Linked DNA regions of Homo sapiens: region 1 is linked to region 2. The links are chromatin loops, found by intact Hi-C in ENCODE. Cell type or tissue: heart right ventricle. All regions are shown on one strand. Links, peaks and the distances in the headings refer to the core of each region. The heading gives the core; the rest is flanking DNA. Region 1 overlaps LINC00469 (long intergenic non-protein coding RNA 469). Region 2 has its middle 5.6 kb from the start of SDK2.

Region 1 (2,915 bases), core at 256-2,755, 120 kb before region 2:
CAGTGGGAGGTTTCATGGTGTCATCCCTCCACCCATCACTCAAAAGGCCTAAGATCTGGGAGGCAAGATGAGGTCTTTGTAGATAGCACAGGCTGGGGTCTAGGTTTGGGAGCCCCTTGGTCATGACCTGGCTCCCATTCCCATACCCCTGTTGCTCCATCGAGAGCCCATAGATCAACCACCAAAGCTCCATTCAGGGTCTTGTAGATTTCGTTCCCTCATGGAGGATTTTAAAGGGAAGGAGGGCAGCTAGCAAGGCCAAGAGGCATGAGAAGCAGGGCCCCTGTGTTACCACCACACCAAAGCTTACCTGAGTGGAGCTTGGCAGCTCTGTTCCCCCTGATTCTCCCAGGCATCCTTCCAGAAGTCCTAAAGTCAAAATGCCAGAGATCTGGCCACGTGGGTTCCTGCTAGCTTGTCCCAGCCAGCACCCAAGAGACCACAGGGCATGATGAGTAGAGGGAGTGCCAGAGCAAACTCATTGGACTCAGGGTGAGCATCTCAGTAATTTCTTATTTATTGGCCTCCTCCAGTCCCACAATCACTGGTTCTGCTCAATATTTTATTCTTGTTGCACCTACTCAGGCGGCAGAGCTGCAGGCATTTTTGATAAATGGATTGAAAGGTTTGTCTACTTTTGCTGAAGCTTCCATAAGTGCCTCTGTATCCTCCACTGAAATTATATTTCCCAACTTCCTACAGTGATTTCTCTCCCCTCGTGACTCCTCTCTTCCTATTTGCTAGGTCTTGTGCACTCTGTCTCTCTCTTCTCCCCATCTCCTACAAACACATACACACACACACACACACACACTCATGCAGAGATGCCCATATCCATGAACTCACAAACTTAACTACCCCTATGACCACTCAGGGGAGCAATATACAAGGGACCAGAGAGTATATCTATCCATTGACAGGGACGCACATACAACAGCCATGCACACAGTACATCCCCTCAGGCACACGAATATAGATGCACACATGAGCTGTGGCTTGTGATTGAAATCTCCATGCTGCTCTTTCTAAGCTCATCCAGACTCAGACCCTGATGGCAGGCTGCAGAGACCACAGGTCCACCCTGAGCAAGGGAGGACACAGATGGGCAGACGCCAAGGAGAAGCATGGTGCCCCAGTGATCCCCGCTGGGGACCCCAGTGAGCCTTCGAAGAGCCCTGCCCCATCAGCGGGCTGACTCCCCCAGCCCTCCTCCAGCCCTCCTTCATCCTCACCCGCCTGCCTGGCCTCAGCAGCCCCAGTGGGCCAGCTGGAGGCTTTATCCCAGCCACATCTGAAACAGCTCAGGAGCTGTGCCTGGCCGCCAGCCGTTTCCATAAATAACTTGCTGGGCCTGGCTCCTTGCCCTCCTGGTGATGTCATTGGCCTTGGCCCAGATGATGAGGTCACAGGCTTCCCTTCCCTCGCCACTCCCTTGGGGTGGGATGGGGGAAGCATGAGACCTTCTTCACAGAGCCTGTCTGCCGAGAACCTGCCTGTCTGCGCCCCATCCTGTTCCAGCCCGGCCAGGCAGTGGATGTGGGTTCTCCACCATCTGGGACTGCCTGCATGGTGGTGCCAGATGGCAGCCTTCCCCCTCCTTGTCACCAGTTCCTGAACAGCCTCCCAACTTTTCCATCTCCCCACTGCCTTCTCCCCTTGTCATGATGTGATTTCCAGGGGACAGTGGACTTGGTGCCCGGATGGAGCTCCCCCTAGGTCCAAATCCTGGCTACCCCACCCACTAGCTGTGTGACTCCGGACAAGATGCTTCACCTCTCTGTGCCTCTGTTTTCTCATCTTTAAAATGGAGGCACTGATAGGACCTATCTCAAGGGTTGTCGTGAGGCTGACATGGGCTCATACCTATAAAACACAGTGCCTGGCGCATTAGTAGACAAATAAATTGATTCCATGATCACACTTCCCTGTGCCTGCGTGTGCTGGGGAGAGGGGAGGCTCTTGCTTTGTGCATTTTCAAATATGTGGCAGGCAGAGGCACCCGTGATCTCCTGTCTGTGGCTCTCACATCCCCCACAGTCACCAAAGATTCCATTTTCCCAACTTGGGCTCTCCCCATCGCCTCATTCTATTCCAGTGGTGGCCCCAGCTGATTCCCAGAATCATTGCTTTGGTCCTGGAAGTGGGAATGGCCAAGATGTGAGAGGGTCTTTGAGAGCTCCAAGGTGTTCTGAGGCCCCACAGCCACCCCACTCCACAATTACCTCCAATAGAAGAGAGCCAGACTCCCTCCCTGGCCAGCACTAAGGTCACCAACATGAACAGTATCAGACAACACAGAATGACCAGCCAGGAGCCCGTGGGCATTGGCTCCAGATGTGTGAGTTTGGAGAATGCCCTGCGGAGGCCATGGGGAGATGGCCGTCTCTGGACTGGAGAGTGGAGAAGTTTCACTGTGATTTCATCACTGTGCTGTTGGATATGACAGCCCTGAGCCACATGTGGCTATTGATCACTGGACACTGGGCTAGTGAGGTGCCTGAAGTGTGGGATACACACAGGACTTTTAGGACCCAGTATGAAAAAGAGATGGCAAGATATCTCATAAATAATTCTTTTATATTTATTATGCATGGAAATCATGGCATTTTTCATATATTGGGTTAAATGACGTATGCTATTGTGAGCAATCTCACCTGTTTCTTTTCACTTTTTTTTAATGTGGCTGCTGGAAAATGTAAGGCTACACGTGTGGGTTGCGGTGTCTTTCAATCAGGTAGCCCGGGCCTGTTCTCTCACTGAGTGCTAGAAAACATTCTTTGGCTCCCATCCCGAGGGTTCTGACTTGGTGAATGTGGTGTCTTCCGGAGCTTAGGGCTGCTGCCTTCAGCCAAAATATGCCCGCACCCCTTCATCAGTATCTGGAGAAGACCGGGACTGGGCACTGTACCAGGTGC
Region 2 (2,915 bases), core at 149-2,648:
ATTGTATATGTTGCAGATATTTGTCAAATACTGGGTTAATTTTTAGGGATTAGTGAGTGTTTGCTGTAAATCCAGATATCAGAAAACACACATTTGAGGTGTAAATAGCTTAATTTGCAGGGTCAACTGAAGTAAAGACACAGTAATAAAATTGAAAGGCTGTTCACACTTCATGTATATTTTCTCTCATTGTTTTGATTACATTGAACAAATATCATCGCTTGGTCTGATTTTGATTAAATACACAGGGACAAATAAGCAAAAGTTCTTGCCTTCAAGCTGCTTGTATTCTAGCAGGGGAAGGTAGGCAATAAATAAACAAGTAAAATCTATGATATATCAGATAGTGGTAAGAGTGCTAAAGGGGAAAAGGTAAGAAAGGGGGAGTAGGGAGAATGTCTGTATGTGTGCACTGCAGTGAGTGCATGTGTGTGTTGGTGAGTTGGCAGGGCTGACACACAGCAGGGCATGCTGGTGGAGAGGATCAGGCAGTAGCTTCTGTGATTGGTCAGTACCTCTGCTTTTCCAATGTTGACTATTTTGAACATCACGCAAGAGTGGGATTGCCCTTTCAAAGCAATTGACGGGGAGGTCTCACTGGCCGGGTACCTTCTAAACGCGGATGCAGCGAAGGTGGGGACGTTTGGAGGGAGGGCATTTCAGACACAGGGATCTCCAAGAGCAAAGTCCAGAGGCAGGTGTGGCTATAATCGGGCAAGGAGGTCCGCGAGGCTGGCCAGGAACATGCCCAATCAAAGGCACTCACCCTCTAAGTTGTGACACTTGGCTGTGTAGACTCTGAGAGGCAAATCCACTAGCTTGCTCTCGTACTAGGCAGATTAAATAAACATTGTTGAAGTTAGAGTTCATCACTCTGTGATTTCGAATGGCCCTAAATGATTCTAATTCTTTGTGCAATTCAAAGATCAATGTCCCAGCCACCCAGAGGCAGACTTCTCCCTGGTGTTTACATATCTTATAGTAGACACATTAAAGACATTCATGAGTAAAATGGGTGCTATTTTTCTTTCTGAAACTACCACAAAGTACACATTCTGACCCCACCAACCTCCTCCTTCCTGAGTCTTCCAGCAGCATGTTTATAGCACCCTCTCCTGTCTGGCAGTTGCACTGGGCTTCCACCAGACTTGGCTGAGCACACACCCTCACCTCCCCATGCTCTGCCCGTGGCTCAGAATAGCTAAACTGGCCCAGAGAGAGAAGATTCCCATTTCTTATGCACTCATGTCCTCCTCTAGCCTAGCCTACATTTAGCAGCTTTATTGTTTAAAAATAATGTCTCCTGTGGTCTCTTAACGTCTTTTTCTCTCCGGCTTGCATCTGGCTCCCAATCAGCAAGCTAGTGAGCATTTCTGCACCAGTATTGGTGGTTTGGGGATATTCTCTTCCATTTCTCCATGTCTCTTTTCCTCTTTTCCTGGAGAACTGGTGGGCACAAGCAGGGAAGAGCATAGAAGTTGGAACCTCAATCTGTTTAGGTCTGTGCCCAGCCAATCAAATCCCAGGGCTTGAAAGCCAGGAGTAGACCCCACAGTGGTTTTGACCTTAGCACAGAGAAGCTGAAGATACAGGCTTCCCCTAGCCCAACCCAGCCATGGACATGCATTGAGCACTTAGGCCCATTCCCATAAAGCAAATTTTAATGGGTAATTGAGGGTGGGGACGGAGCCTGGATTAGGATTGTGTCTAATCCCAAATTCAAATGTTGAAACCCTAACCCTCAATGTGATAGTATTAGGGGTGGGGTCTTTGGGAGGTGATTAGGTTTAGATGAGGCCTTAAGGATGGGGCTGCATGATGAGATTAGAGTCCTTGTAAGAAGAGAAAGAGACACACTGTCTCTCCCTCTCTCTCTCATTCTCTACCCTGATTCTCCCTCTTTCTTCCTCTCTCTCTCTCTTGCTCTCTCTCCTTCTGCCTCGTGCAGACCCAGCACACAGCAAGAAGGCGGCTGTCTACAAACCAGGAAGAGAGGACCTCTCACCAAGAACTGAATCAGCCAGCACCTTGATCTTGGTCTTCCCAGTCTCCAGAACTGAGAGAAATAAATGTCTGCTGTCAACAAAATTTAGCTCTGTACATTGGTAAAGATGGCATCAAAGCAGAAAAAAAAAATTAAGTGCATAGGGTGTAAATGAAACAAGAAGAGCCGCAAGCTGATGACTATTGAAATGGGCATAGATAAGTAGGGGGGTCTATGCCAACACTGTCCAAAATACGTCATGCGAACCATATGTGTCATTTTAAATTTCCCAGTAGTCATATTTTACAAGGTAAAAAGAAATAGGCTAATTCTTTTTTAAAATTATCTTTATTTAACTCAATAGCTGCAAACTATAATCATTTCAATGTGTGTCAGTAACCCAGTCTGAAGTGCTCTGTCTCACACATGGCTGGTGGTTATCATACTGAACAGCAGAATTCTATGCTAGACACTCTACTAGTATGCATGCTGAAAATGTTTTCCAGAATAAAAACAAAAAGTTGACAAACAAACCAAAATGCATGTTGCTTACACTGCCCAGTCTATGGTATTTTGTTATGTCAGCTGGAGCTGAGACAGGGACTCAGGGCTTCTCTCTCTCCGATTGAGATTAATAAACCACTTCTACCTCTTCCACTACTTCCCTTTCTCCACCTTCAACACAGAACAAAAAGGAAAAATGAATGCCATGAGGTATTTACTGGAAGCCCTTGTTTCAAGGCAGTGAGGTGTCTCAGTTCCCTGCAGGTAGTATAGATGGCTTTGCTGAAAGTCTCTACTCTGGGGGGCCCTGGCCCAGCCCCACCTACAGCAACCCTGAGAACAGCCTCACTCTGAGGAATGAGATGCTGGGAACGGCGTAGTTGGGAAGCACGAATGAGTGATTTTGTTCTGTAGACCCATAGTTTAA

What was found. Peaks named below come from ENCODE experiments on the same cell type or tissue, not always from the same donor. Only the 100,000 strongest peaks of a DNase experiment are listed, where the experiment ranks them.
Region 1: it touches region 2 in a loop (3-fold over the local background); 6 of 110 quality-filtered maps call a loop at or near these places.

What each region holds. Positions count from the first base shown.
Region 1 is chr17:73,769,150-73,772,064 of GRCh38, reverse strand. The region is part of intron 2 of LINC00469 (long intergenic non-protein coding RNA 469); the gene reads left to right. Among named protein-coding and RNA genes, the nearest start is that of LINC02092, 16 kb to the left of the region's middle. RefSeq lists enhancers at 832-1,331, 1,332-1,833. In heart right ventricle, for the core only: no CTCF peak of the experiment used is centred there; a DNase peak (open chromatin) is centred at 1,374; H3K27ac peaks cover 1,777 bases.
Region 2 is chr17:73,648,552-73,651,466 of GRCh38, reverse strand. No RefSeq gene overlaps it. Among named protein-coding and RNA genes, the nearest start is that of SDK2, 5.6 kb to the right of the region's middle. In heart right ventricle, for the core only: a CTCF peak has its summit at 1,114 (motif pointing left); no DNase peak of the experiment used is centred there; H3K27me3 peaks cover 903 bases.